2 separate regions of the Homo sapiens genome follow, and region 2 is linked to region 1. The links are chromatin loops, found by intact Hi-C in ENCODE. Cell type or tissue: endothelial cell of umbilical vein. All regions are shown on one strand. Links, peaks and the distances in the headings refer to the core of each region. The heading gives the core; the rest is flanking DNA.

Evidence for each region. A loop is a pair of places that touch in the nucleus more often than their neighbours do. Peaks named below come from ENCODE experiments on the same cell type or tissue, not always from the same donor. Only the 100,000 strongest peaks of a DNase experiment are listed, where the experiment ranks them.
Region 2: it touches region 1 in a loop (7-fold over the local background); 7 of 110 quality-filtered maps call a loop at or near these places.

The regions. Positions count from the first base shown.
Region 1 is chr16:83,438,898-83,455,111 of GRCh38, forward strand. The region is part of intron 6 of CDH13 (cadherin 13); the gene reads left to right. Among named protein-coding and RNA genes, the nearest start is that of CDH13-AS1, 47 kb to the left of the region's middle. In endothelial cell of umbilical vein, for the core only: a CTCF peak has its summit at 8,082 (motif pointing left); a DNase peak (open chromatin) is centred at 8,054.
Region 2 is chr16:82,631,069-82,647,282 of GRCh38, forward strand. All of the region lies in intron 1 of CDH13 (cadherin 13), which reads left to right. Among named protein-coding and RNA genes, the nearest start is that of CDH13, 12 kb to the left of the region's middle. RefSeq lists enhancers at 12,863-13,471, 13,472-14,079. In endothelial cell of umbilical vein, for the core only: CTCF peaks have their summits at 8,841 (motif pointing left) and 10,422 (motif pointing right); DNase peaks (open chromatin) are centred at 7,483, 8,843 and 10,483; H3K27ac peaks cover 3,705 bases.

The sequences.
Region 1 (16,214 bases), core at 3,996-11,995:
AATGTTAATCATTTCAAATGGAGGAATTATTAGAGGCAGCACATTTATCATGCATATCCTCATCACTAGCTTAGAGCACCTGGCATAGTTTTTAAAGGAAAGGGAGAAAAAAAAGAAACACTATAATAATGAGAAAATATGCAAGATTTGAAGTCAGGAAAATGTGGGTTTAAACTGCAGCTTCTTCCAATAGCTATGTGATCTTGGAAAGTTACTTCTCCAGTCTGAACCTCCATTTCTTCAACTTTAAAATCAGAGTAATAATAGTAATACCTATATTCTAATGTTTTATTGGAAAGAACGGTGTCTGGCACATAGCAATTAACCCAAGCAATTTACATAGCAATTACTCGTGAAAAAGAAGCTATTAATACTATTTATTGTTATTTTCCCACTGCTGTTGCCCTTCAGCCAAAGAGCACCAGGAACACATCCGTAATTAAGAAGTTGGGTTGATTGCTCATTGCAATGGGAGAGAATATACTATAGGGAACTATGGGATGTCTTAGTAAAAGTGTGTTAGAAAAGACATATAATTTGGGCTTGCATTATTAGCTGCTTTGGCGGAAGGGTCACAAAACTGAACCATTTCTCTGAATTGGTTGCTATTCGGAAGCATGGGTAGTTCTATGACCAGTGCTAAATCTCATCTTTAGGTAGGACAGCCTAGGGTGAGGCTACAGCCGTAATTGGCAAAGAAGCAGCTATTGTTTTAGCCAGGAAAGGCGATGGCTTCGGCAATGTTCAGGTCTGTCTGTGTTCATGCATAATTACGGAATGGCCTTCTTTATGGTCTGATTGACTGTGGTCATAGAGTGGCCTTATCTGATGTTGGTATTCTCTGAAATCATGTTTGACAGGAGAACACCAACATCTAATTAATGTCCCAGGCCAGCTCCTGGAGGTCAGTGGCTACTTTTCTTTTCCCCATCATATTTATTCATATATTTAGTGAGTAGAGTACTGTCAATCCTTGGTGTCCTTTCTCTAACAAAGTCCAAATTCTATGTAAAAAATTCTATGTAGGTCAACAAAACTTAGTAACTTGGGTGTCAAATGTAAAGAAGAAAAGATAGGCTCAAAGGAGAGAGTAGGGCTGATGTGGTAGAGGGTGGACCCACGGTGTCTGTGCAGGCCAGGGTAGGGAGGCTGGCTTTCATTTTAAATGACATCTGAAAAGTTTGTCATTTTAAAAAGTTTGCTTGGTCCCAGTAAGGATGGAGAATGGCTTGTTGGGGATGGAGAAAAAGGGAAAGGAGGTTCAAAAAGTGAAGTAAAGCTTTTATCATTTAAATGTGGCAGCATTAGATGTGGGTCACAGAGTTGTAGACAGGCTTAGGACACGGAAAGGAGTTTGGTTATTCATCTGGCCCAGTTGCCTCCTTTACATGTAGGAAAATCAGCACTGACCAGGACAGATGAAGTGGCTTGTCCACACCCAAATATTTAGTTAGTGCAGAGTGGAGAGCTCCAAGTGGGGGCCAGAGCCCAGAAGACTCCTTCAGCCTTGTGCCCCCAACACTGTGGAATGGGAACTGAATCAGTCGTGGGGAGGAGGGGTCTCTGCAAACGTGGCAGGTCACAGAAGATGGACAGCAAGGGCCAGGCACGGTGGCTTATGCCTGTAGTCCCAGAGCTTCAGGAGGCCAAGGCAGGCAGATCTCTTGAGTTGAGGTCAGGAGTTCGAGACCAGCCTGGCCAACATGGTGAAACCGTATCTCTACTAAAAATACAAAAATTAACTGAGCATAGTGGCGCACACCCGTCGTCCCAGCTACTCAGGAGGCTGCGGCAGGAGAATTGCTTGAACCTGGGAGGTGGAGGCTACAGTGAGTTGAGACTGAGCCACCGCACTCCAGCCTGGGCAGCAGATTGAGACTTCATCTCAAAAAAAAAAAAAAAAAAGCGGGGGAGGGAGATTAATCCTGGTGCCCTTCTAGAACTACCACCTGGCCTTTCTTAATTGTCCACTTGGAGTGTTTGCCAAGCGAAGAAAAGATGAACCCATGACTGTGACCTACCTGGAGGGTAGACATTCTGGAGAGCTTCCCCTCCAACAATGTCCCAAATCTGTGTTCATCCCTGAACACAACCACTGCAGTTCTAGGAAACCAACTTTCTAATATATTTAAGGATGCTTGTCAAGATTTTATTATCTGTTCTTTCATCAGAGAGATGTTTACAACAGCAGAAAAATTTAAAAATAAAAATGAAATGTTTTGAATAAGAAAATAATTAAATTATGGCACAGCCAGGGTCAGTAGTCATCTGGTCGACTGTGGATGGATCTTCCAGAGACTCCTCTCGCCTGTCATTTGTTGGCACTCAATCTCTACCTGTTGTTCAATACTTTGAGTACCACTCTGGTAATGAAATAATAAGAGTGATGGAATACTGTATATCCATTTGAAAGATGACAATTCAATTACTTGGGAAAAACACAATACATTTACAATTGGCAAAATACAAGCTCTAGAACATCAGCTTAATCTATATCTATGTTAAATGTATGTAAAACTTATGTTCCTACCAAATATTAACAGTGACTTTCCCCGATTGGTAGAATTAGGGATGGTTTTAATTTTCCCAATTTTTGGTCAGTGATATTTTCTTAATGTTTAAAAAGGAACATTAACAGTTTTTATGATAAATGAGGAAAGTTTCTTTACAACATTTTTTTGCATGCCATTCCTTAGAGTTGGGCAGCTTTTGCAAGCTGTGAGAAGCCCAGCTCCTGCTTTTCCTGATACGGTTTATGACTCACAGCTGCCACCAAGATGTCAGTTAGCTCTGTGACAGTGAAATGACTTCATTTCCCTGAACCCGGATAGAAACGGTGTCTGGGAAGAGAGAGAGTACCTGGTGGAGCCCTATGAGTAAATGTGATGATGATTCAGCTCTGGACCCTATACTCTACTCCAAAAGGAAATGTTTCAGGGCATCAGAGGGCATGAATTCATGAATGTGTATACGAGGCTTTGTTCAGGATATTTTTAAATATAGAAGTTCATTGATACAACATCCCTATGAGGTAGGGATTATTAAGAGGGCTTTATCTATAAGGAGGCTGGGATTGAGAGGGTTTGAATGATTTGGCCCAGGTCACACCATAAGAGCTGGGAGCGAGATGACAGAGTCTTTTTTGTCCACAAGCAAAATAGCCATGCCTGTACTTGCAGTCGGACCGGAGGAACACACAGGCCAACTCTGACGCAAAGCATGGTTATCACCATGCTCCTCCAATGCCACCTGCGTCTTAGCTCTGGGTTTATTATTCACTGAGTGCCTTAATGGGCACCTATCGTTTATTTTCCCTGGGCCTCAGTTACCTCATCCGTAAAATGAGACAAGAAGGTATTTGAGGTAGATGAACTTCAGGATCCCATCAGCCTTGACGAGTGCAGGATTCTATGTGAATCTAGATGAGATTTATCCAAGGACCTCCACATCCTGCCTCCCACCTCCATGAGCAGCTATTCCAAAGCTACCAGTCTGGTGATTCAGCCAAAGACCCATCATTAAAGAGCACAAAGACATCCTTGGCCAGTATCTTTCTGGATGCTGATGCTTTTCTCCTGAATTGCATGTCACCTTGGAGAACTCAGTGATGGATGAGAGAGATCCAGCTTTGACCTGGAAAACTTTCACATTGCAAGTTTTTTTTTTCTTTTTCTTTATAGATTTATAGTCAATACTTCAGCCTTTCTATGACAAGAAGCTTATATTTTTCTGGACTAGATGTAACAAACGACTTTCCAAGTGATCAGTGACATCCCAAGTTAGGGCTGCATTTTGAAATTGTTCTTTAGAATCTCTAACTTCATTGGGAACAGTGATATCAGAATGTTACCTTAATACTCTGCCAGAAAGGCATGGAGAAGATGTAAAATGTTTATAAATGAACATCCAGTGATGTGCACTTGGTAATTTCATTCAAAGATGTAAAGGAAGAGATACTATAAGGGACATTTCTGTTATTTTGTCAAATGCTATTATTTACTGAAAAATAAAATTTCACCCTATATGCTTGACCTTCAGGGACTTATTTTAAGATCATATGGCTTTTCCTAAACAGCTGAATTATTTAGTGAGATTGAACTCTCAAAGACTTTAAAATAAAGCCCACCAAAATACCAGCCACTCTGCAGTGCTACAGCTGTTCAGACCTCAATCTGCATATTTCATCTCAGCAGACTGAAGTTTGCAACTGAAAAATCGCTCAGAAAATACTTATCACCTTCCATGCCAAACGCAGAAAGGAATTTATTTGAAGCTGAGAATGTGATAGGGTGGGTGACTTACTCCCACAGTGATGCTTAGAATGGTGGATGGAGTTCTAGCTGCGTTTTTGCTGCTTCACCCCTGGGGAGGCCACGCCTCTGAGAAAGAGGCTGGGAGGCCCTTCCGCAACAGGTGTTCAGGTATGAGTGAAAGAATCTAAGGAGTGAGCTTGGAGCACTGCACCCACAGACAGGACCATCATTAGGAGCACATTCTCAGTGCGTGTTGAATGTTACGAAAAGGTTTGATTTATACATTTTTGACCTAAATAGAATTTAATCAAAATGTCTAGAGAATTTTTACGGGTTACTAGCCCCTCACTTTTTCTGAAGTACTAAAAGCAGAATCAGGAATTCAAGATTATCATGTTGAGTATAAAGCACTCTAGTCTTCCTAAAGGAATCAGTGTCAGACTGGGCTGGTGGTTCACACCTGTAATCCCAGCACTTAGGCAGGCTGAGGCAGGAGGACCACTTGAGCCTGGGAATTTGAGGCCAGCCTGGGCAACAGAGTGCGAAGTCCCTACGAAAAAAAAAAAAAAAAAAAAAAAAAAAAAAATATATATATATATATATATATATATATGGAGAGAAAGAGAGAGCGAGAGCAAGCCAGGCTTGGTGGCATGTGCCTGTAGTCCCAGCTACTCAGGAGGCTGAGGTGGGAGGATCATTTGAGCCCAGGAGGTTGAGACTGCAGTGAGCCAAGACTGCACCACTGCACTCCAGCCTGGGCAACAGAGGAAACCGTTTCTAAAAAAAAAAAAAAATCAATGGTACCTCCTATAGAGTCAGGTGATGGTGTTGATTATGATGATGATGGCAAAGACGGTGGTGAAGGTGATGGCGATGATCATGGTGATGATGATGGGCTGATGATGACTGTGATGATCATCATGGCAAAGATGACAATAGTGAGGTTGATGATGGTGAAGATACCAATAGCAACAATGAAGATGTGGCTGCTGATGTGACAAAGATGATGATGGTGATGGTGATGATGGCAACAGTGATGACAATGATGATGATGATAATGATGACCATAGTAATGATGATGATGATGACGATGATGGTAGAGGCTTACATTGATTGAACCCTTGCTAGGTAACAGATATGTTAAGCACTTAAGCCCTGAGTGTTCATTATCTTATTTAATCTTCAGCACCATCACATGAAGTACATGCTGTGATTTTCCCATTTTAAAGATATTGAAACTGAAGTTTAAACTCGGTAAGGAACTTGCTCAAGGACAATACTTCTTAAATTTTGCTATACATTAGAATCACCTGGAAAGATTTTTTAAAATCTTGACCCAGAGGTTGAGTAATGTGCTCAAGGGCACCCACCTGATGAGTGGCAGAACCAGGCTTTACAACCCAGTCACTGAGCACCAGAACCATGTCCTCTCTTGTGAAGAGCCAGTCATAGTGCCCAAGGAATTTTCAGGGCCATCATTGCTCATGTCCCTCCGGTGATGCTGTTTTTAATAATAGTAACTGGCGAGCTGGAGTATAATGTTTTGGGTAGCATGGCAGATCTTTGTGGGGCAGTGTGCTGAAACCAGCTTAAATCTCTGACTGCCGAGTTAATTTATTTCATTCATAATATTCTGTTCGAAATGAAAATATTCTCATGGTTGGTTTTGCCTGAAGGTATAAAATTCCCCAAATCAGCAAATCAGCAAATCAGCGCTTTCCTCTGATGAAGGGGGAGTTCACGGAAGACTCCAAAAATGGACCAAAATGCCTCTGTTCCCACGTTGCAGGTAGGAAATTAAAGCTCTTAAGAAAGGATGGCATTGTTTATCCATATTCAGAAACCACAGGGCTGGGATTTTTTTCAAATGAGGCCATGCTAGTTAATTAAGACTTTGCCTTTCAGGGATTATTTATATTCTTAATTTTTGATATTTTTCATGGCAGTGGAGTCTGAATAAACTCACAGGTGTGACCTCCTTCCATGCCAGCTACTACTCTCTCATTTAATCCTCATACAACACTGACATTTGAGTAATAGTTTTCCCATTTTGCAGCTGAGGAAACTGAGGCTGCGAGAGTTTATAATTTATAAAAGCTTTTATAATTTATAAAAGCTTTTATAATTTATAAAAGGTTTTATAAATTATAAAAGGTTTGCATCATTTTCACCTACCCGAATCATTCTTCTACAAAAGAAGAAAAGTTATTTCAGAAAAGCTTCCTAAGTTTTCCCTAAAATGAATTTCTGGCCTAGAAAATCAGATCCTGCTGTGTTCACACTTGGCCTCAATTTCCTCAGGCTTCTGGGTCATTAAGGAGGAGCTTTATCACCTGGCTGCAGGGTGGAGGAAGCCAAGATTCTGGACCGATAGCCTCCCACAGCTGCGTTAGTATTCCACAAAGGCGCAACCAGAAGATAGCAAGGAACTTTCACACTTGGCTTTAATTTCTCTCTGCACATTTTGTTAGCGATAAAGACCATCATGTTTTTTCTTTCTCCACCTTTTTTGCTTTTAGAATTCTGAATAGATGTTTTCATCACGTGGCTAAGTAAAACTGGAATAGCTGAGATTTCCAGAATTCAGTTAGAAGATCTGATAAGCATCTAAAACTTGTCCTAAGGTAGGGGGAGAAGTGTTTAGCTTGGAAATATAACTCGGAGTTCCCAGTCTTCCTCAAGTAGGTACTTGGGGAGATACTGAAGTAGGAGGAAGATGATTCCTACAAACCACGCCGAACAACAGACAGTTCAGAGATCTTTGTGCCTCTTGACTCAAAAAGGCAACTAAAAGATTTCTAAAGCATTATCCCCATCCCTCCCCCATCAAACTTTTTTATTGGGTATAGAAAAACATGAGGAAGGTCAGGTGCTGTGGCTCAGGTCTGTAATCCCAGCACTTTGGGAGGCTGAGGTGGGGGGGCAGATTACAGGAGGTCAGGAGTTCAAGACCAGCATGGCCAACGTGGTGAAACCCCATCTCTACAAAAAATACAGAAATTTTCTAGGCATGGTGGCATGTGCCTGTAATCCCAGCTATTTAGGAGGCTGAGGCAAGAGAATCGCTTGAACCCAGCAGGCAGAGGTTGCGGTGAGCCGAGATCATGCCACTGCACTCCAGCCTGGGCGACAGAGTGAGACTGTCTCAAAAAAAAAAAAAAAAGAAAGAAAGAAAAAAGAAAAAATTAGAAAGTACCTTCACTAGATTTAGAAGTAAGCCCTTAGGCATAGATGGTCAGCTGAGCCTTTTTAAAAAAGGAAGTTGCTTAATGAGATCGGTTTCCACCACTCAGTGTTAGAGTTTTGTGCCTCCAGTTTTATAAAATAATGTAAATTATTCCCAGCCGCAGAGAAGAAAGGACAGAAAATGAAAATTAGCAGGGTACAGAAGTCCATTCTGCTGAACAATGGAAGAAAAACCACACAGGGATTTGGTACCATTAAACTCTGGGGCAATTTTCTGCTCATTTCTCCATCTCCTCTCTTTCTGGTGGTAATCAAAGGAACGAGCTCCAGATAGGAAAGTCTTCCCTGTAATTAATTTAAACAAGTTCAGTAGACTCCAATTATCTAGTCTGCTACAACATGGAGAAATGACTGGGAAAGGAACTCCTGGGCAACTGGAATGAATTCCATGATGGCTTTATTAAGGAGTACATGTAACAAATCCAAAGTCTTTAAGCTTATCCTTTTGGGGGGCTTTTAAAAGTTATGTCTTTATAATAAAATAAAAGCTGGGGACCATGTTTACCTCTATCTCAAGTGTTAAGCTGAACCATTGATTTATTTCCTTAGAGTGATGCATTACTGCCACCTAATGGTCATGTACCTGCATTGAAGGGGTTAAGAAGTAAGGAAATGATTTAAATAGACTTACCACCACCACTGGTCACCCGTCTTAAAAAAAAAAAAAAAAAAAAACAAAAAACACCTTATAGTAACCTTTTTTTTTTTTTTTTTTTTTTTTTTTTTTGGTTTGTGCTGGATGCGGTGGCTCACGCCTGTAATCCCAGCTCTTTGGGAGGGCGAGGCAGATGGATCACCTGAGGTCAGGAGTTCGAGACCAGCCTAGTCAACATGGTGAAACCCCATCTCTACTAAAAATACAAAAATTAGCCGGGCGTGGTGGTGGGTGCTTCTAATCCCAGCTACTCAGGAGGCCAAGGCAGGAGATTTGCTTGAACCTGGGAGGCAGATGTTGCAGCGAGCTGAGATCACGCCACTGCACTCCAGCCTGGGCTACAAGAGCTAGACTCCATCCCAAAAAAACAAAGAAAAAAAAGTTTGATGGATGAAGCAGATGAGTTACTGTGGATCAGGACTGTGGAAAGCCCGCCAGTTAGACAAGGGATGTTGCCCTCACCCAAAGAGCAGATAAACACCATTGGTGCTGTTTGAGCTGGGCGGGGCAGATGATACCAGATCTTTAGCAAGATGAGTTTCACACCTGTGTACAGGAAGAAGCGTGTGAAAACAGGTCAAGAGGATCCTGAAATAAACCAAGTGTGAGAGTATCAAGGTGACAAAAGGGTAATGGAGGCTGGAATGTGAAGTTAGAGATAATCATTTTTTTAAATTATATTAAATTATATTTTATATTATATATATTAAATATTGATTTATTTTTTATAATTTATAATGATTTATATTAAATATCGACTGTTTGCCAGGCACCATAGTTAAAATGAGATAGACCAGTTCTCTCTCTCAAGAAGCTCCCACATCAAGTAGCCCTTGATGTGATTCACTCTGTGGTCTGCAGAAGTTGCCCCACCTCTCTGGTCCCCAGTCTCCTCTGTTACAGGGAAAAAGATTGCTCTGGGAGTTTTCAGAAGCCCCTTTGACTCCCAATAGGAACTTGCCTGGAGCAGGTACTTCCAAGGGAATGAGAGGAAAAGCACAGTGTTTAGCTGAGATAGGGGTAAATATGGTCCCCATCTTTTATTTTATTATAGAGATATAACTTTTAAATGATAGCTTTGTGTAGGTGATAGTGGAGCTGAGTGAGCTAAAGATTTTTTTTTTAATCTCATGATCTGAGTCTAGCTATCTGGAGTGGAGCAGGAAATGTGGTATCACTGATATGTAAAGAAATCAGTAAGGAGGGGCTCATTTGCAGATAAAAGGGAATAAAACCAGGGCAGGCATGCAGACACCATCATGGTAGCTAGACATATAAATGCAGAGATCCAAGATACCAACTTCAGCTTGGAGGGAGAAACAAGATCAAAGGAAGAGGGTTCAGCAGTTCTGTGCATGACACTGGGTCAGATCTCTTCCCTAGAACAAGATGCTCAATGGCTGTGTGCCCCAGAACAAGGTGCTCAGTGTCTCTGAGCTTCATGTCACTGTTGTGTAAAAGCAGCACTATGATAGGGGCCTCTTCATAGAGCAGCATTGAGTATCTTTGGTTTAACATGAGAAGAGTGACTGGCCCTGTAAGCTTCAGCAGATACTAACTAGTATCATTATAGCTCCTCCTCCTCTTCATGATGATTTATAGAATTGGTCAATTTTTCCAGGGAAAAGCAGTAGAGATGAGAGTAAGAGGATGCATTCATTCCATGCCTGCAAGACAGCCCAGCTGGGGAAGGTGAACTTCAGTGGTGGGGAGGAGTGAAAGGAATAGAAAATAGAGATTTGGGGAGGATAGGGTGGACTGGTTCCACACCTCTGAGACAGCAAAGACTCCAAGAAGTTTCTGAGCAAAGGTCACAGGACTTGATGATTTGGAGGTTACTGATGACTTTCGAAAGAGCAGCCAGTGAGGAATACAGGATTCTTCGTATGGAGACAGATTACAGAAAGAAGTCAAGTGAAGCAACAATATGCTCCTAGATACCGAATTTCCACAGCCTGGCAATCCTCAACAAAAGGGAGACCTGGGCTAGTTTTAGACTCGAGAATAGATCAAGGGCAATGTGTGTATGATCAGCAGGCTGCAGCTTCCATATTAACCTACGTTTTAAATGTCTTACATTCCTCTGGACAAAATAAATCAGCCCGGATGGAATTCGTTGCCACAATGATCTATAATGATCTATGATATGTCTTCTCATTTATAATGTCAAGCCCTTGGAGATAGGAGGCCCTCAATGTTTCTTTGAGACCTGAGATGAGAGGATGATCAATGAAAGTAAACGAAGAGGATCATGGTAAAGATCTCATGGTACCAAGAGGAAAACAACTGATAAACAGGGCTCATGGAAGTCCCTGTCCGCTGGGCAAAGGAGAAACGGCTCCCTTACCTGATCACACATCTTCGTCATGTCCTTCAGGGCCCCAGATCCTGTTCTAATGCAGAGCAGGAAGATGGTGACTTTTTGAAATTTCTGGAAATATCACTCGGTGAATCAAAGCAAATTAATTCTCTCTTTTAGTCACTCTGAGCCTGGATTTCCAGTCCTTGGAATTTCGCTTCTACCAACAGTTCTTTCAGAGTCATTTATGGTTCTAAATACACAGGATGCAGTTCCCACATCACCTCCCCTCATAACACCATGGGATGAATAATCATGGTGAAGACAAGGATCTGTGGCCAAATGATGGTTTCAAGTCCCTGTTCTGCAACTTGCCTAATGTGTCATCTTGGACAAATCCTTTATCCTCACTGCACCTTCGTTTTGTAAATAGGGACGTTAACGCTGGGACGTACTCTGCTGGTTTGTTTTGAAGAGAAAATGAGCTAATGCAAGGGAGAGGGAGCTCAGACCACAGATTTGTGCAGAGAAAGTGCCGAATAAGTGACGGCTGCTGTTTCTGTTTTTATTCTGCGAGGAACTCTAATAGAAGAAAAAGAGCATTTGATGACTGAATCACCGGTCTTCGCTAGCAGGGCAGAGGCAGATAGTTCCCCCGCCCCGACCCCGGGCCCAGCTGCTCATCACTGGGGTTGCAGAGTTCAATGCCGACATCCCAACTCTGACCCAGCACGGTGCCTACTGGGGAAGGCAGATATGGATAAACCACAGCAGCGCCCTGTGATTGATTCTTTGCCAGACGGTGGAGAAAGTGCACATTCCCAGATAGCTCCTGCAGGGAGGTTGCATGATGCCCACAAACCCACCTGTGAGGCCCATAAGCCTGGATGTTCTCTCTTAGCTGCTTAGGCTCTGCCCCTCAAAAGCGGAAATGTTGAGTGTGGAGTGCAGCTTGTTCTATGAATTTGAAGTACGTGGTCCCTGGGGTTGGACCAGCAACAAGTGACTCAGTCCCTCTGAGACTCTGTTTGCTCCTCTGAAAAATGGGTGGTGTTGTGGGGGACAATTTTCTACCTGATGAGCTCCTCATGAGGATCTATGTAAAGGGTAGTATCTGATTCATTACCAGGATTTTGTATGCTTTATAGGCATGCCAAATACAGCTGTATCTTACTTTATTAAATCGAACGGAAAAAAATGTGAAAATCAAGTTGTGTGTTAAATTTGATAAAGAGGGCCAGGGGCGGTGGCTTATGCCTGTAATCCCAGCAGTTTGGGAGGCCAAGGCAGGCAGATCACGAGGTCAGGAGATCGAGGCCATCCTGGCTAACATAGTGAAACCCTGTCTCTACTAAAAATATAAAAAATTAGCCAGGCATGGTGGAGGGCGCCTGTAGTCCCAGCTCCTTGGGAAGCTGAGGCAGGAGAATGGCGTGAACCCGGGAGGCGGAGCTTGCCGTGAGCCGAGATGGTGCCACTGCACTCCAGCCTGGGAGACAGAGCAAGACTCTGTCTCACAGAGAAAAAAAAATTGATAAAGAGAGTTCATGATGTAAAACAGTAGTTCTCAGCCTTGTGTGTGCGTCGGCATCCCCTGGAGGGCTTGTGAAAATCCATATGGCTGAGCCGCACCCCCAGAGTTACCAATTCCATAGGTCTGGGTAGAGTCTGAGAATCTGGATTTTTAATAAGCGCCCCCAGTGATGCTGCTGGTCTGGGGACCACACTTGGAGAAACACCTTCTTCAAGGAGTCACATGTTTCTGAAGCAAAGGAGAATCATTTGTCTTTGTATTACTCTGTTCTCACGCTGCTAATAAAGACATACCTGAGACTGGGCAATTTATAAAGGAAAGAAGTTTAATGACTCACAGTTCCACATGGCTGGGGAGGCCTCACAATCATGGCAGAAGGCGAAGGAGGAGCAAAGTTACATCTTACATGGCAGCAGGCAAGAGAAAGCATGTACAGGGAAACTCCCCTTTATAAAACCATCAGATCTCATGAGACTTATTCCCTATCATGAGAACAGCATGGAAAATACCTGCCCCCATGATTTAGTTACCTCCCACCAGGTCCCATCCACAACCTGTGGCAATTGTGGGAGCTACAATTCAAGATTTGGGTGGGGACACAGCCAAACCATACCACTCTTTTTTTCTTTTGTTTTTGTTTTTGCTTTTTTGAGACAGGCTCTTCCGCTGTCATCCAGGCTGGAGTACAGGCACTATCACAACTCACTGCAGCCTCAACTTCCTGGGCTCAAGAGATTCTCCCACCTCAGCCTCCTAAATAGCTGGGACCACTGGTATGCACCACCATGTGCAGCTAATTTTTTACTTTTTTGTAGAGACGAGGTCCCACTATATTACCCAGGCTGGTCTTGAACTCCTGGACTCAAGTGATCCTCCTATCTTGGCCTCGCAAAGTGCTGGCATTACAGGCATGTGCCACACGATGCCCAGTCCATTTTATTTCGTACTGAAATATTCTTCCTCCTATTTTTTCTTTTCAAACTGAACATCTTTATATTCGAGGTTAATTTAAAATGGAGCCTTCAGTGCATCTGGTATGTGTGTGAATTGGACCCAGCTCAGGGATTTTGCTCTTCTGTTTAATCTTTGCTTTTCCTGTGGACCCATGAGTGTCAGGACTGATATTTCTGATTTTTCCTTTGTGCCAAATTGAGCCTCATCTGCCCGGTCAGCCCTAATGTCACACGCACTCCCCACCGCCTGAGATTACAGGACAGGAGATACATTTCGATTCAAAGTTCTGAAAATATGATTAATCTCAAGACTGGAGAGAGAAAAGTTATTGGAAATATTTTCATAAAAATTAATGTTTATAGTCAACCTTGTGACAGTCGGTAGTATGTCAGCAATTCAGGTAAGGTTGTGTTTGTGTTTTCTTGTGCAGAGGATTTAGCTGCCTATAATCAGTTTCATGAAACCTTGCTCTTACATGACTCATTTTTTTCATTTATTCACTCATTTGTTCAGCAAGTGTTTATATTGATTACTTGGTGCCAAGTTCTATACTAGGCTGTGAAAACAGAGACAAATATAGACATCCTCTGTTCAGGCAATGAGAGCTTTGTAATAAGTTTCTTGTTTTTTAAGGACAAAGGCTTTTATGATTTTAGCATCACGTGGCTCCTCACTTTCTCGGTTCGTTTTGTGTTTGGTTGATGTTTTCGTTGTTGTTTTGCTTGGGGATGGTACTTGTTTCCTGCCCAGCAATTCTTGTAAGTAAGTAATAATATAGAATAACCAGATTTGTTGGGTTCCTGCAAAGACAAACATGATATTTAAAGAAGCTTGCAATTAAATAGAGAAAATAAACATCTAAAAATAGATGTACAATGCAGTGTGATGAGGAACAAGAGAAGTACCTCGGTGAAAGAAATAATGTATGTGTTTGTGATGTCTAGAGAAGTATTCGTGGATGAAGTGATACTGGAGGTGGGTTTTGGAAGGAGAAATCTCTTTCTCATATTATTAGTCTCAGTCAGTTTCCCCTCCTTTTGTTCCAGGAACACCAGCATTTCATTAGACTTAGACCCACTGTAAGCAAAGGGCTTAAGCACAAGTCCCTGGGGGAGAAACTCAACTCTGCCATCTTCTAGCTGTGTGCCTTTGGAAATCACTTAATTTTTGAGCCTATATGATGGAATACTACTCAGCCCTAAAAAGGAATGAATTGATGGCATTCACAGCCACCTGGATGGGATTGGAGACTATTATTCCAAGTGAAGTAACTGGGGAATGGAAAACCAAACATTGTGTGTTCTCATCTGTGGGAACTAAGCAATGAAGATGCAAAGACATAAGGATTGTACAATGGATTTTGGGGATTCGGGGGAAAGGGTGGGTAGTGTATGAGGGATAAAAGACTACAAATTGAGTTCAGTGTACACTGCTCAGGTGATGGATGCACCAAAATCTCACAAATTACCACTAAAGAACTTGCTCAGGTAACCAAATACCACCTGTTCCCCAAAAACCTATGGAAACAAAAAAATTAAAAATAAAATGAAAAACAACATTGATCATGAAAAAAACATGAATAACATTACACCCCACACAGGATTGTTGAAAGAAACAAAAGAAAATATTATTTAAAAAGCACTTAGCATCGTGTCTGACATGTTATAAGCACTTAATAAAATCATAGTTGCCTTAGTTATTATAATTATCACAATGTTGATGGGTGTCCTACAATACGAAGTGGACGGAGTCAGGGCTGGGGAATTGAGTCTATCTGTGGGGTGTGCGTCTGTTTAATGGTGGGGTTCTCAGATCCTTGCATGTACAAGGGCATTGTGAATTGGCTGTATGTGGGCAATGTTCTCTGCCGTACTCCCGAACTTGTTTAAAAAGGAAACTCTTTATCCACCATGTATCTCCACCATGTATCTGTGAGAGCTGGGACTCTGCAGATCACTTATTGGTTCACAGCCTCCCCAAATCAGCCTGCTCTGTTCAGGGGACCATATGTGCCTGATAATGACCCTGCCTTTGTAGTCCATGGTCAAAAGCTTGCCATGAGTCTGTAGTGCCAGCTCAAATGGCATCATGCTGTGCTCCTGCCTTCCCAAGCAGGGTGTGCACGCAGGCACCCTCTGAAGGCTAGGTTCTAGATATCCTCTCATCTTTATCTTTGCAACTTTATCCTGGCTTCTAAGGGGCATGGGTGTTTCACTGTCACTATCTGTGGAAAAATTGATTCAGTCTGCATGTTCCGTGAAACACTAGGAGATTCTCCAAAAGAAGCCTCAGTTAGCAACTGCAAGTATGCAAAACAGGTATATTAAGGGGTGATGACTCACCTCAGAAAAGGAACCTCTGTTTATAGAAAAGATTAACCAGAAGACGTCTTTAAATTACATCCATCTCTGGGCATAGCTTGTGGGTGTCTGAGAAAATGATTGAGAAGTAAAATCTGTTTTGTGTGCATGATACACATTCCCAAATAAGCCCAAAAGAAATCAAAGTGACAGTTTGATTTACCTTTTTTAATTCAGAAAATACCTTTTCAATATTGACACTAGAAATCAGCCCTAATTATTCCCCTCTGACTTTGCTACTTTGTCTTTCCTTCTCATCTGTGTCCACTTGCTTCCTATTGCATTATATATTTTACTTTGCATTTAATGTATCATAAGCACATCCCAGATTGCTGTATGGTCCTTATCATTATAATTTTTAATGACTGTGTAATGGTCCATCAAGTAGCTGAGTCTAATTTATTTGGCCATTTTCCTATGGTTAAACATCTAGGCCATCGATTTTCTGCCATTTTTAGCTGTAGAAACTGTGTTTTAAGAAACCATATGTAGAACCTAAATATGTTCTATTGATTTTTTTTTTTTGATATAGAGTCTTGCTATTACACAGGCAGGATTGCAGTGGCATGATCTCAGCTCACTGCAACCTCCACCTCCCGGGTTCCAGCAATTCTCTTGCCTCAGCCTCCTGAGTAGCTGGGATTACAGGCCCCTGCCACCACACCTGGCTAAGTTTTGTATTTTTTTAGTAGAGAATGGGGTTTCACCATGTTGACCAGGCTGGTCTCGAACTCCTGACCTCAAGTGATCCACCCGCCTCAGCCTCCCAAAGTGCTGAGATTACAGGCATGAGTCACCATGCCCAGCTCTCTATTGATTATTTGTGAATACTTCAGCTTATTTAATTTTCAAAGTAATCTTTAAAATCGGAGCCATTGTTATCACACTTTCTAAGTGAAAATTGATGCTC
Region 2 (16,214 bases), core at 4,371-12,370, 810 kb before region 1:
TCTCTCTTTCTTGCTTTCCTTCTTTTGCTCTCTTGCTTTCTCGCTAGCTTTCTTCTTGCTTTCTTTCTTTTCCCCTATTGTAGTTGGTTCTGTTCTAATTCATTCTTTGACTCTGTATCCCCTCTGAGTATTGGAGCAGGGAAAATTTCAAAGATGTTTGTAGACGGTGCAATACGCAATGTGAGGAAGTTCTGAAATTTCCTGGCATTTGACTTTGGTTGGACTTGATTTCATTCTTTAGGTAGCCAAAAGGCAGGAACAGTTCTGCCTGTGGAAGGAGATAACCTTCCCCCTTACATAACCACCCAGAAGGGTGACTCCTGAGCTAGGTCCACTCACTTTCCATCACTCATTGAAAAGGAGAAGGAAATATCCCCCTGTCATCCAATTACAATAATCAGCTGGACAGAATCAAACCAAGTGACCAGTGGTTTTGGCATTGTTTCTATTTAGCTGTCAGCCAGGTACCCATGCACCTGTGAGAATCTGACCCTCCTGAAGGATGCTGCCAATATAATTCCCCACAGCCCGCTTCTTCTGCAGCCACCTGGGATCCCAGGCCTGGCTCCTCAGGTATGAACAGGCTGCACAGACAATGAATGGCTGGGCTGTAGGATCTCTTGCTCCTGCAGTAGGCACTCAGCAGTGGCCTTATTCTAGAGTTAGGGTGGAAAGTCATCTTTCTCTGCTGAGAGAGGCAGCTTGGGGGAAGGCAGGAGAGGAGAAGAAAGGACATTTCTAACTTGAAGTGCTGACTGAGCCAGGGTCTGTGGAGGTGAATGTGTCACCCTCTGGCTTAGCAAGTTGAACCTCGAGACATCTGCTTGGTGGTAATGGAACTCATCTATCCCAAACCTGCAACTCTGGCTTCTGGGCAGAGGTTGCCAAGTAGCAGCCACAGGCTAAATTTAGCCATGGATGCAGTTTGTTTGGCTCAAATGTTTTGCAAATTGTACATTAATAAAAAAGAAATCCAGGTTTCTAGCATTTCTGAAAAAGTCAGGTCAGGCAACCCTAGATCCACACTTCAACATGGCCGTACTTGACAGGGCTGAGTCACTACTGCCCTCTTTAGGCAGGACGTGCCTCCGTAGCTTGCCATAATCGTCACCACTCTCTACTACCCAGCCTTCTGTGCTCACTAATTTTGCCTGCTTGCCCCTAGGGCTTTTTGAGTTTGGGACCTCTGCTTTCACAAATGTTGAGGTTTGATCAAATTGATGCAGTTTATTTCTCAGTGATGGACTATTTGGAAAGGGAGGGACTGGCCTTTTCTCCTTCCCTGTGATTGAATTCCATTGATGTGTGCTTTGGAACAGCATGACCAAGGGGACTGCAGCCCCTCCCTGAGCACATTACTGGCAGTACTTTTGGACAGGCACCCAGAGAGACATAGCACCCAGATCATTGCTTCAGGTGTAAGAGTCATGCAGAGAAGTGACACGCTGCAGCTCTGAGTCAGTACGAGCCCTGGCACACCAGTGTGTTGGTACAAAATGTCATCACGCACCAGCAGCCAAGGGACTCTGAAACCCTGGGATCATATAGAGGCCTGCATACCCTCTCTGTCAGCAGTCCTCAACCATTTTGGTACCAGGGACCGGTTTCGTGGAAGACAATTTTTCCACGGACTAGAATTGGGGGGATGGTTTTGGGATGATTCAAGCACATTACATTTATTATGCATTTAATTTCTGTATTGTTACATTGTAATATATAATGAAATAATTCTACAACTCACTATAATTTAGAATTACTGGGAGCCCTGAGCTTGTTTTTCTGCCACTAGATGGTCCCATCTGGGGGTGATGGGAGACACTGACAGATCATCAGGCATTAGACTCTCATAAGGAGAAGGCGACCTAGATCCCATGCACGCACACAGTTCACACAGGATTCCAACTCCTATGAAAATCCAGTGCCACGGCTGATCTGACAGGAGGCAGAGCCCAGGCGGTAATGCGAGTGCTGGGGGGCCATTATAAATACAGATGAAGCTTTTGCTTGCTCACGGGCCACTCACCTCCTGCTGTGTGGCCTGATTTCTAACAGGCCATGGACTGGTACTGGCCTGTGGCCTGGAGGTTGGGAACCCCTGCTCTACGTAGTGTTCTACCAAGAGCATGGCTGTCCTTGGAGAACAGTGACAGCTGAGCATCATCATTCCATGAGTGTTGCTCCCTCACGGTATAGACATAACCAGAACGTCACAATAACTTACTCTACTTAGACTTGCCAAGGCCTCCGGGAACACTGCTCTAATATTCAGCACCTTTGTAACTTCAGGATAAAGCTGAATCTGCAGCTCTGTCACCTACTTTTTTTCTTTGAGACGGAGTCTTGCTTTGTCACCCAAGCCGGAGTGCGGTGGCGCGATGTCGGCTCACTGCAACCTCCACCTCCAGGGTTTAAGCAATTCTGTGCCTCAGCCTCCCAAGTAGCTGGGATTACAGGTGCCCGCCACCAGGCCTGGCTAACTTTTTTATTTTTAGTAGAGACGGGGTTTCACTGTCTTGGCCAGGCTGGTCTTGAACTCCTGACCTCGTGATCCACCTGCCTCGGCCTCCCCAAGTGCTGGGATAAACAGACGTGAGCCACTGCGCCTGGCCAAGTACCCTTATCCATAGGACACTGTCACATCCTAGCACCGTCCTGGAGCTTGTGTGATGTTTTTATATCTGTTTTAACAGTTAACACCCACGGCCGTTCTACATACAGTGTTAATGCTACAATTAATGCTCTCTGGCTCTGTAAATACTAGACTAATCTGTCTGCCTCATCCCATACCAGCAGGTGAGCCTCAGATGATTCTTGTTTTCCATAGCTACAGACCCCAAAGATCAGAGTAAATATAACTCCATATACACATATGAAAAAAAGTGATTGTTTTTCCTCTGCCAGTTGCCAACAGAAGTCAAATTCTAGAAAACTAACATTAACAACAGGCACGTTTTGACTTGTCATGTCTCATTTCAAAGACACCAATGAGCATCACCCGATCTGCTGCAGAGGCACAAAGACCCTGTGTCTCCTAGCTGAACGCAGCCCGGGCTGGGGCGGAGGGCAGCAGCTGCTCAGCCATCAACAGCCCTGCCACATGCCTGGGCAGGGCCCGGAAATGAGCTCAGCCTCTGGAGGAGCCTGGGGAATGGAAGGAAGGAATGTGGCAGCTTCCATCCTTGCCTTACGGGGCCTTCAGGCCAATGTCTCTTTCCCTCAAGGTGTCAGGGAACCGCTTTCTTGTGTTGTGTGCTGCAGGAAGAAGGTGGTGGCTGCAGACACCTGAAGCTTGAGCTTCTGTGATTGTCTCCCTGTGGACTGATTGCTGTAGGGCCTGCGGAAAGTTGCTGGACACTGCCAGCGGAACCGAGGCTGACTCAGACTGCCCGGAGTATCCCTCCTCAACTGCCATCAGCCGTCGGGCATCTGGGATCATCTCACTCAGGGGTTGCAAATTATGGCCCGTGAGCCAATTTCTCCCTGCAGTCTGGTTTTATAAATAGTTTTATTGGATTATAGCCACACCTATTCATTTATGTAATTGTTTATGGCTGCTTTTGTGCTATAACAACAGAGTTGAGACTGTCTGGCCCCTGAAGCTGAAAGTATTTACTATTTAGTCCCTAAAAGAAAAAGTTTCCTGACTCTTTATCTAACTTAAAGTTACAGCCAAAGAGGCTTCTGGGCGTCTTCTCAAATAAGAGGGGCCTGAGAAGTTCAGCCGTTGGGGACTTTTCCTCCTAGGCCCCAAGCACTTGAGCAACTTGACTTCAGGGAGATTCACCTGAGACCAAATGGTTCCAATAAATATCTATGATCTCTATGGAGGATCTACTATGTTCCAAGCACCACTTGTGTGTGCAGGATACAGTTGCTCATAAGGCAGACTGAGTCTCTGCTCTCCTGGGGCTCACAGCTTGGCAGGAAGGATCAATAGCAATTAATGAATAATTTAAGATGGAGACAACTGTGATGAGGGAAGAAAGCCCAGCTGTGTGAGGTCATGCCGTTCTAAATATTTTGCCTAGGTGTTCTTTGTCTTTCTCCTCCACTAGACTATAAGCTCTGTTGTGGTCCACATTGTGGCTTGATTTGTTCATTTCTATACTCCCAGGGCTTAGAACAGTGCCTGGCACATAGTACTCAGCAAACATGAATGAACAAATGAATGAATGAATATAAGAAAGACATCAGAGGCAGATGAAGGATCTGGGCGGCTTCCCTGACAACCTGATGCTTCAGCCCAAATCTGGAGGAGCAGTAGGGCTTACAGACAAAGACACAGTAGAGGGTGTGGGTGGGGAAAGGCATTCCAGGAAGAAGGCACAGTCTGGGTGAAGCCTCTATTCAGGGGAAACACCACACAGCCAAGGCAGTGATGTGAAGTGTGGCTGGGAGGTGCCAGAGCCAATGGGGCCATGTCAGCCACTGCAAGAATATTGGTGTTTTTCTCAGAGCAAGTGGCAGCCATTGAGGGTACTGAGGGAAAGGTACAGAGTGATGTGATCAGATTTGCATTCTGGCTACAAGTAGCAAATGGGTTGGAGCTGGGTAAGAATGGAAAGGAAAGGCCAGTCTAGGGCTGAGATCATGGGAAGCTGGATTCAGGAACGACGGTGCAGAGATGGGGCAGGTGATTGAAGTAGACTGATATGGTTTGGGTCTCTGTCCCCACCCAAATCTCATGTCATATTGTAATCCCTAATGTTGGAGGTGAAGCCCAGTGGGAGGTGATTAGATCAGAGGGCGGATTTCTCCTTGCTTTAATCGTGATAGTGAGTTCTCACAAGACATGGTTATGTGAAAGTGTATAGCACTTCCCCCTTTGCGCCCCCTCTCTCTCCTGCTTGCTGTGTGAAGACGTGCCTCCTTCGCCTTCCCCTTCTGCCACGATTGTAAGTTTCCTGAGGCCTTTGCAGCCATACTTCCTCTACAGCATGCAGAAGCAAGCCAATTAGACCTCCTGTCTTTATAAATTACCCAGTCCCAGGCAGTTCTTTATAGCAATGCAAGAATGGACTAAATCCTATTCAGATAATCCAAGAGACATTTAGGTGGATAACTTGACAGGCTTTGATGGTGGCTGGGTATGGAGATGGCAGGGCCAGAGAGAGGTGAAGGAGGCCTGCTTGAGTTCTGACTCTTCCAATTGGCAGGAAGAGTCAAACAAGGAGACCAGGTGTTTGACATTGTAAACAGGGTCGGTCTGAGGGCTTCTCTATGTGGGAGTGTAATTCAGGCTGCAGAACGTTCCTGGGAGAGGCACCTAAGGCCTGCATTACAGTATTGCCAGCAGATCCAGTCCATGCCTGCATCTAGGATGGGCACCGTGGGGGCCTGGAAATGCCCTTGAATAAAGTGACCGACGTGCAGCCTGTACAATTAACCAATCTCTGAGACTTTTCATGCACAAGATATTTGAGAGAAACATTGCCAAGCCCTTTAATCGTTTCTTGAACATTCAATCAGCAGCACTGGAAATATGTCTTACATGAAGCAAATAATGATCTTCTACCCTCAGCAATCGCTTTGCCAATGCTAACAAGCCTCTGCTTCAGCATGTTGGGTGTAGCCTTGGTGACTTCTGTTTGTGGTGTAGTAGGAGAATATTCAACTGGGTGCCAGGCAGTGGTATATTGGTAAATGTTTAACAACTGGGCCACTCTAAAGAAACACCCAAACCAGAAAGCAAAACCCAAACCAAGACACAACCAAGTAATTTGTAGCTCTTGCCAATTTCTGTGATGTAAATACTCCCGTCATGGGCAATTTGAATCTGCCAACCTGAGAGTTTCCTAAAAACTTAACAAGGGGCTCTTGCTACCTGATACTAACTGGCTCCAGCACACCATGGACCTGGATCCTGTTTCTAGCTCACCCCCTCACTCGTGGTATGACCTTCAGCAAGCAGCTTGAATGTTTTCATCTGTAAAATGGACCAGGTTACTTGGAGGTTCAAGTGAGTAAAAAGATGTTAGAATGCAGGGAAGTCCAATTTGCTGCAAAGATGCATGCAGATTATCTAAATCATTATCACTTACAAGGAAACAGGACCTTTGGCCAGGATCCTACAGCTGTCTAATTGGGCCCTGTAAAAATACTTTGATTCAGCCACTGAATGAAGTTTGATGTGTGAGAAACAGAGGGTGTACCTCTGCTTCCTGCAGTTCTGCATGTTTTTGCAGTAAGAAAGATTATTGCGTTCTGTGGCAGTATTGATTCCGAACGTGTCTATCTTGTTTTTCTGCTTTCCCTTCTTTTCTTCCTTTTCTCAACAAAGATATTTAGTGAGTGCTGTATGCCAGGCACTCACCTAGGTACTTTATCCTCAGAAGCTGAGGTCTGTACAGTTACTGTGCCTTTTTTTTTTTTTTTTTTTTGAGACGGAGTCTGGCTCTGTCACCCAGGCTGGAGGGCAGTGGCGCGATCTCGGCTCACTGCAAGCTCCGCCTCCCGGGTTCACGCCGTTCTCCTGCCTCAGCCTCCTGAGTAGCTGGGGCTACAGGCGCCCGCCACAGCGCCCGGCTAATTTTTTTTTTTTTGTATTTTTAGTAGAGACGGGTTTTCACCGTGTTAGCCAGGATGGTCTCGATCTCCTGACCTCGTGATCCGCCAGCCTCAGCCTCCCAAAGTGCTGGGATTATAGGCGTGAGCCACAGCGCCCGGCCTATCGTGCCCTTTCAACAGATGAAGAAACTGGTGAGTTTAAGGAACTGACCCAAGATCACAGAATAATAAGTGGTGAGCTGGGATTTGCACCTGGGTCTGTGCGTGGGCGAGTCCACCTGGGGCCCGTGTCTTCACTCAGCGAGTATTTATTGAGCATTTAGGGAATTCAGAGGTAAACGAGATGAACTGAATCCCTGTCTCATGGAGCTTACAGTTTTGTGGGAACAGCAGATAAAAACAAGTAAGTACTTGAAATAATTACAAATGTGGTAATTGTTACAATAGGAAGCAGTAGAGGCTGAAATCCATTGAAGGGAGAAGAGGCTGCTGTGCCTTCCTTTGCTCCTTTGCTTCCTTTCATCTGCCTTGCCTCCCTCTTTCTGCTGTCTTTCTTTCTTTCTTCCCTTAAATGTTACCTACCAACTATGAAGAACGCTGCAAACCTGGGAACCCAGAGGTGAACACGACAGTCCAGGCCTTCACTAGGAAATGTGCTGGAGCAGAATTAGAGCCTGGGGCTGGCCTGGACCCAGAGCTGCTGGTGCCTTGGACTGCTTAGGGACTGCTGAGCAGACCTCCTAGCCCTTTAGAAGTGAGCTTGAATCCCTGCCCAGCCATTTACACACTGTGTTGCCTCAGATAATTGACTTCATTTCCCTCCTTTTCTGTTTTCCCCTGTATTAAAACAACTGAAAAGGAATATCTATGCTTGCCCTGCAGGATTTTTGTGAGAATTAAATAAGTGTATGTTAATGATGTCATCCTATGCTTAAGAAATGTTGGTTGTATTACTTTTCACCCTATGCTCCAAGGAATTTTATGGTCTGAAGGTGTCATGGGGTCTTGGCTTTCAGGATGTGACTCACTTAAGGGGGGAAATGACTGTGCATGTCATAATGCGTGGACATTAAAAAAAATAAAGTTTGCTCCCCAGGGAGGATTTGCCAATTCCCATATTAGTAGGTCCCCCAAGATTGTTCCCCTCGGGATTCATGCCTCATAAAATCATTTGATCTGGTGGGATCTCATCTTCTTAATGTGTCTGCCCATCATCTGTTCCTGGGAGGCTTTATTAGGGCAGTGTGTGCGTGTGTGCGTTTGTGTGCATGCACGCACCAGTGCCATGAGTACTTGTTTAAAGTACCTCCATGTAACCACAATTCACTGTAGTTGCTATGCACTAGTTACCCATGTTATCTGGAATCCTTCCTGCAACCCTTAGAGGCGACTCTTATTCCCAATTTTATATACGATGAGAAGAAGTTTTGAGTGGTGGAGTCATTTGCTCAAGGCCACACAGTCACTGAGAACTGGGACCAGGGTTTGGACCCATGCGTCTTTATTCCTGTGCATATTTATTTTCCTCTATGTTGCACTAGTATATAAAAGTTGCCTTTCCCACTCCCCTCATTATATAAAAATTCTTTCCTTTGTCTATTTTGTTCTCTACCTCCCTTAAAGTCAAGATAGCTGCCTGGGATGACTACTTTTTTGAGTTCCTAGTCTCTCAAAGTGGGTCTGGGCCCTGGACTTCCTGTCTGGGCTACTGATTGCAACCTTCAGAACAGGGTCAGCCCGGGGTCATTTGTGTTCTTTGTCTCCATGTCCTTGCTTTTGACCAGGGCCAAACAACCCACCTGCACTGCATGGTTCCCCCAGCAAGAACATCCCAGTGAGAATGGCCCACAGATGCCTGGGCGTGACCCACCTGCAGCTTCAACCATGCAGGTAAATTTGCCTGCTGCTGTGTCGTGTGGCTGGATGGAATTCTTCCCTAGGGATGCTAAGAAACCCTGTTGCCTAAGTCAGTGCTTCCTGCAAGCTACTCTTTGTAATTCTTTCCCCAAACAAAAAGAAAACAAGAAATATACAGTCTGTAGCTATATAGAGACACCTGGATCTATATTGTGTGGCAATTGGATTGAATGTAACTTGAAGTTTATTTTTGTCTTACCAGACTAGTGTTTTTTCCTGTTAATTTAAGTGCTTTAGTGAGGGTTGCCATTGATTGAGCAAACATGTGTTGAGTGCTTATTATGTACCCAGCTCCATTTTCCGTACTAGCCACAGAGCAGCGAGAGCATGGCCTTTGCCCTCCAATCCTGTTCTGGTGGACAGACACTCTCTCCCTTGACAGGGTCCTCACCACTGTGTGCACCGTCCCGCCACCTGGTGGCCGTGCCTATCTGTGCATTCCCTATTTGGTTAACTCATTCACTTAACAAATATTTACTGGGGGAAGACAATATCTCAAGCACAATTCTCAGCATTGAGGGAGGCAGCAGTGATTAAGAAAGACAAGATTGCCTGCCCCCGTGGAGTTTGTGTTCTGATAGCAGAGAAAGACAGGAAACAAGAAAAATAAATAAATATGGTAGTTTTGCGTAGTGATAGTGCTATAGAAAAACGTTCAAATGGGGTAGAGTGATAGACAGTGTTGTTCTGAGCTTGTCCACCACACCCTCTTGGGACAGAGGATTCTTTGTTCTGATGGAATGGCCTTTCTATAGCATAGAGATGAAATGTGCTACCGTTTGTGAAAGGAAGTTAGTAATACATACATGGCATTTTTGTCTTCACTGATAAAGTGTTGTTGGTCAACTTTTGTCAACTCTCTACTTTTTGTTTGTGTTGAAATTTTACTGTTGGGAATTTACGAATATGGCAACTAATGATTTAAACCAGGGGTAGGTATCCTTTTTCTGTAATGAGCCATCTAGTAAATAGCTGGTTTCTCTTGAAACTGTTCAATTCTATCCGTGTAGCATTAAAGCAGCCACAGCCGATATGTAAATGAATGGGCAGGGTAATAAAATGTTATTTACAAACACAAGCAGAGCTAGATTGGTCCTTCAGGCTGCCATTTGCCAACCACTAATCTAAACCAGTAGCTGCCTTACCAGTTGGTCAAACTTGTTTAAGACAGGGATAGGGCAGAGGCCAGCGAGGGGAACCAGGCATTCTCTTTGGCCTCAGTTGCCATGAAAATCATGGTACTTCTTTAGGGTCACATATCACTAGATTATTTGCATTAACTTTTATCAAGGTAAAGATGCTAATAGTCAACTATGGAACATAATTCTCAGAGTAGATCTAACATAGGAATAATTTAGCTTTGTAATATTTATCTGGACTACAATTTTTAAGGCACTTTTGCTACCCAAAAGTATCTTGGGGTTAAACACGCTCTTGGATTGAATTCCTCTAAATAAATAGAGACACAGAATTGGGTTCAGGGGGTTAAGTTGGTAAATGATCTCAAGGTCCATAAGTGAGCGAGTGGGGAGAGTGAGACCAAGAAGAAGGAAAGCCAGCAAGCCAACAGTGAATGTGTCATTGAGGTGGTCACAGTCATGGGAAACTGGCTTCTTGCTGCTGGGTCTCTACAAAAGCACTGTGTAAAGCTCATTTCCGAATGGTCCCTCCACAGAATAGGTGGCTGAGGGTGTATTCACTCGCCCTTATCTTCTGCTGGTCAGGGGTGACCCCTGCCGTCATTAACTTCTCTGTGCTTCCCTGCTGAGCCTTTGCTGTCATGGGGAGCAGTCATGACTTTGGAAGCATCATAGCAGAAAAAATGGAAAGGTATGGCAAGTTGTTGGACTGTCAGGATATGCCCTGGGTAGGGTATGAATATATGTGATTTCTCTTGCCACCATTACATGTTACTGGAAACTTCCTCAGTAGAGCTAATGGTAACAGAAAGAATTATGGTAGTGGTAATTTTTAAAACCTTCTGAATTTGGTTAAGCACCCTCCTGCAGATATTCTCTTTCCCACTAGATGGTACCAGTATGCCAAAGCCCTAGAATGCTACCTTAGGGCCTCGTCTTTGACATGTGATATATTCTCATTACTTTTCAACAATGAATGAATAAGCCAGTTGAGGTCAAAGGAATCAACTATGGATGTTTTAGGGACAGGAGATGGGAGAAAAGTGGAGGCTGTCTAAACAGTTACCCTCATTCACGCATTCAGTCATTTATCAACAAATATTACTCAGCACTGACTGAGTGCTCAACACTTTTCTAGGCACTGGGAATACAGAAATGAGTAAGACAGGCCAAGTCCCTGCTCTGGTGAGCTTATGTACTGGCTGGGAGAGAGACAATAAAAAAATGAACAGGTAGGTATGTGATGTCTGCAGGAGGGTGATGAGTGCCATGAAGAATGAGAAAGCAGGCGAGGGGGTAGATAGCGACAGGCAGAGGTCATGGCGCTTGCCTTCGCTGTTGGCTGTAGGGTGAGAGATTATTTTCATCTGCTTCCCAAACCCAGTTCTTCCATTCACCAACTCCTTATGACACCCCTATGCGGTTTATTTTTGAAATGAAACTAACAGCTCATGGAGGGCAAAAAAAAAAAAAAAAAAAAAGTGGTGCTTGGCAAATGTGTGTTCACTAGTCGGGGCCCACTGCAGCCTAACACCTAACTCATTGGACTGCTTGTTGGCTGATTTAATTTGTCTGGAATATTTCTGAATTACTATTGTTGTTGACACACAATAGAGTTGCATTTAACTCAGAGGTTAGACTATAAGGTCAGGGTTTTAGGCAAACACAGTTGTCATTAGCCTTGAACTCTTTTAAGTTGCCCATTAAAGTACAGTAGGCGTGGTTTAGTCTATGCATCCCCGTATTGTAATCAATAGGGAACAATGTATAATGCACGCAGTAATGTACAGGGCATAATAAAGAATATATGCAAGATATAATTTTATAGCATTTAATTGCAGTATTTACATTGTTCTTTTTCTCTCTCTCTTTGGTGGGAGAGCTGGCTTTCCATTAGTTAAATGTGCATATGATGAGACTTGACTATATTCATTTAAGCCACATTCCTAATCATACAATCTCCACCAGACTGTGCATTACGTAAGGCAAGACCTGTTTTCTCTGTTGTGTTCTGTTTATCTTTGGATTCCCACTACCAGTCAGATGCTTTGGGGTGGGGGAATTGAGGAATAATAATAGTAGAAGTGGCAGTAATAGTAGCTGATATCAGTGTGGTGCTGATTTTGAACCAGGCCTGGTGTGAGTGCTTCAGATGCATTAATCAGCACATGTAATCCTCATAGTGACTCTATAAAATATCTTCTATGGTTTTAATCCCATTTCATAGGTGGGGAAACTTCAGGAGAACTTAGTAAAAGAACCTAATAAAGCTTTAGGACTCTAGGGCTGAGATTCAAACTCAAGACAATTCCAGACACACAAGACCACATGTTGTATGATTCTATGAAATGGAACAAACTGTCCAGAAAAGTCAAATCCAGAGACAGAAAGCAGATTAGAAGATGTCTAGGGCTGGGGGCAGGAGGAAATGGGGAGTTACTGCTAATGGGTATAGAATTGCTTTGGGGAAGATGTAAATGCTCTGGAGCTAGATAGTGGTGGTGATTACATTAGCTCTCTGTAAATAAACCCCAAACCTGGGAATCATATATCTTAACCGGCTAAGCTTTATAGTATGTTACACATGTCTAAATAAAACTGGTATTGAATAGGAAAACAAGCAAACCTTGGGCAGGTCAGCCTCAGGGCTCCTGTTTGTTCATGAGCACACACCACCTGTCTTACAGTTGTTCACCACCTGCTGGTGATACTCTACTTGCTTTACTTATATTAACACTGCGACTCCTCAAAAGATCCCCATTGTCCACCCTACTGAGATCAGAAAGCGGAAGCAGAACGATGTTGAGAAACTTGGGGCTGGCAAGTGGTAGTTTCAGGATTAAGACCCAGGCTGTTTGGGTCTAATTCCTTCTGGCTACACTGGTTCTTACATGTGTTTCATTCATTAAAAGCAACCTGTGTTATTTGGAACTGCAGGTCACCTTGGCCTATTGGAAATAAAGCAAGGGTTCTTCACGTTTGTTTTGCTGATTTGTAAAGTGAATTAAGAACCATCTTTTGCCTCACTGGTTATTATTCTCATAGTAGCCTACCCTGGTGTAGAGTTCTGGCTGCAAAGCTCTCAGAGACTGAAGAAAAGGAGATGGTTTAGTGTTACTGACTTTTTTTAAGACAGGGTCTTTCTCTGTTGCCCAGGCTGGATTGCAGTGGTGCAATCATAGCTAACTGCAGCCTTGACCACCTGAGCTCAAGCAACCCTCTTGCCTCAGTTCTGGAAATAGCTAAGTGGGACTACAGGTGTGGACCACCAGGCCCAGTTAATTAAAAAAAAAAAAAACTTTAAGACAAGGTCTTGTTATGTTGCCCATGCTGGTCTCGAACTCCTGGCTTCAAGTGATCCTCCAGGAGTAGCTGGCATTACAGGCTTGGCTGACTTTTAAAAGTAGTAAGTGGTTTAGGATGGGGGGTGGTATGGAGGTCGGGTGGGGAGAAAGAGGAGAGAAATCTAATTGATATGCTAATTGTCATTGTACTCAAGTTGATAGCAGATTGCTGAAGGATTTAGGATTTACCCAAATTAACATGAATGTTTGGCACCCTTTGGCTGGTGCGGCTGAAGAATTCAATAGCCTAGTAATGAGAAGTCAATCTAAGGTCTAAGGCTGGGAAAGGAGCTCCCACTTCTTACATTCAGTGCTCATCACTCTGCAAATCAAGGCCCCCCGAACTCCTCCCACCCCTGCCTTCTGCGTCTCCCTCTGTGCTCTCCATCACCCCCCTACGGAGTTCCTTTGATTCTCAGGTCCCTTAACCATGGAACGTACTCCTGTCTGCCCTCACTCGTGGGTTGATGATTTCTATCCTTTGTCATGTTGAAAATGCTGAGTGACAAAGCCATTAGCCATGCACAGTGAAACAAGGAAAGCAGCCTAGAGCTGGTCCCCAGACCAGGCCCAGTGCACGAGTTTGGGTGCTGGAAGGGGAGGCTTTATGGAGGCAAAGCTGAGGGGCTGTACGTGTCTTCATAGGTCTCCAGTCTGTAAAAGCAACCACGCTTTGGGCTGGGGCAGAAGTCAGGACTTGAACTGGCTCTGGCTGGGACCCAGGCTCCCAGGTAGCCAGCTCCCAGGTGACAGGAGTCCGCTGGGCTCCCTCTGATTCTTAAAGCCTTTCCAGGTAGCAACAGGAGATCACGCAAAGCCACGTAAGTGTCTGATTCAGTCCTCCCTGGTCAGTTTTCCAGCATAGCGTTTTGCAAAATGTGTTCTGAAGAGATACTGGTTCCATGGGAGGTTAATATGGGTTCTGGGGAAAAAAAATTAGGGGAATCAAAAAATTACTTGTATAAACTAATATTTTGGAAAACTCTGGAGTTAGAGAAGTGGACCAGATTGGGTTTTGTTTTTTCACAAATGAAAGTCTCTGAGATTGTAGTGTGTTTCAGTTTCAGAGGGCTCTTCCCAAACCCCTGAGGTTAAGGAAACTCTTGTACACAGTGGGTCTCGGGCACTAACTCACAGATCACACTTCTGAAAACAAGCTCCTAGGATGCCATATCTCAGAGTACGGGCTTCGACGGGGCCCTTCACCCAGCTCCAGGACCAACTGGGAGCCTGTTAGGACTGCAAATCCTGTCCTCTGGACCTAGAGAATGAAAGCCTCTGGGGGCAGGCTCAGAAATCTGTGTTTCCAGATTCCACTGGGTTTTCAACTCCATCCAGAATAATTCTTCTGGTGTCACTGTGAATATTTGCTGATCCTTCTGACGTCTATCCGTGGTGCTTGTTTCTGAAGTGTAGTCTAAACCGTTGGCTCTCAACTGTTGGGGTGAGGGGGGTTGTGACCCTCGGGACAGTTTGCAATATCTACAGACATGCTTGTTTTTCACAACCTGGGGAGGGGAGTGGGCATCTAGTGGGCAGAGCTCAGGGATGCTGTTCAACATCCTACAATGAACAGCACAGCTCCCACCACAAAAGGTTATCCTGACCCAAATACAGTAGTGCTGAGGTGGAAAACTCTGATCCAAATGCATAGCTTCATACTCACCCAGCACACACAGGGATTTTTATCCTTATCTTATCCTGTTATTACTAGGAGGCTGGAATCTGAAGCTGGGGCTGTGAAAAGATACCTCACAGCAAGCCGCTATTCATGTATAATTTTTCAAAAGGTAAAACCAAGACTCTTGGGTAAATACGCACTTCAACTCATTAATTTATGAAGAAACCAGTAAGATGCCATGGTTATTCCAAAGGGCATTTAAGAAGCTAAGGTATTCGTAAGGAATTTAGCAAAGAAATGTGAAGACGAGATTGCTGAGTTAGATAAAAAGTGGTTAATGTTCATCATGCCTAAACTTTTGGGGGTTATCTGTTCTATTAGATAAAAAGTATTTGCATCTCTACTGGACAAAAGTTGACCACTTAAGTGGTGACTTCACAAAGTCTGGGATCTTCAAGAGCAAACAATGAGATGAACTAAGAGCATGCTCCTAAACAACTTCAGGTTGTCCCTGACTGATAACCAAAGGATGTGCCATCAACCATTTGGGCCTTGTTTGCAAGCTTTGAATAATTTTTCTGGTGCTTTAAACACATTATTGTTAGTATTTTGAGACGGAGTCTCGCTCTTTCACCCAGGCTGAAGTGCAGTGGCGTGATCTCGGCTCACTGCAACCTCCATCTCCAGAGTTCAAGCGATTCTCGTGCCTCAGCCTCCCAAGTAGCCAGGATTGCAGGTGCCTGCCATCAGGCCCAGCTAATTTTTTTTTGTATTTTTCATTGAGATGGGGTTTGACCATGTTGGCCAGGCTGATTTCAAACTCCTGACCTCAAGTGATCTGCTCGCCTCGACCTCCCAAAGTGCTAGGATTACAGACATGAGTCACCGCGCCTGGCCTAAGCACATGACTTTTAATTTACTGGTGCTGCATGGTCTGTGAAAAGTGGGTCAAAGAAATGGGAAGTGATGGGAGGAGAGGTCACAGGAGGCCAAGGTTGTAATATGGTTAGAAGCCATTTCTTACCTGTCTTCTATGAAGTGTGGGTTGTGAGCGATGCTTTCATTCAAACCTATGAGGTGCATCTTGTCATCATCCCCATCTACAGATGAGAAAACTGAGTCAGAGGAAGAGTTAGGTATGTCAGTAGCAGGCATGGGCAAAGGAAGGAGAAAGTAATGATCAAGATGATAGAGGGAGAATTGCAATTAAGCCAGAGAGAGGAAGGATGATGTTATAAGCTCGAGGGAAGCCTGAGTCCAGATCTGAAGCAGATATACTCACAGCACGTTCAGGGGGTAATGAAGAGGCTGTTATGGGTGACTATGAATGTGAAGGCAACGTGAGATTGGATCAGAGTTAGAAAGATGACAGTTGTTAATAGCATCAGTGTTATTTTAGCCAAAGGACTTTACTATTGCTGTAGTGCAGTGCCTCGCAGTACACCATGACAGTTAAGAGCCCAGGCCTCGAGGGAAGGTTACAGTTTGAAGCCCAGCTCTGCCACTGTAGGGCTGTGTGACCATGGGCAAGTTGCTTAACCTCTGTGCCTCAGTTACCAGATCTATGAAATGTCGGCAGTGAAACCTAGCTGATATGACTGGGATGGGGATTCCAGAGAACCTTGTAAACACTTGGTCCAGCAAATAATATGGCCTCAGAAAATAGAAGCTGGATGTGTTTACGTA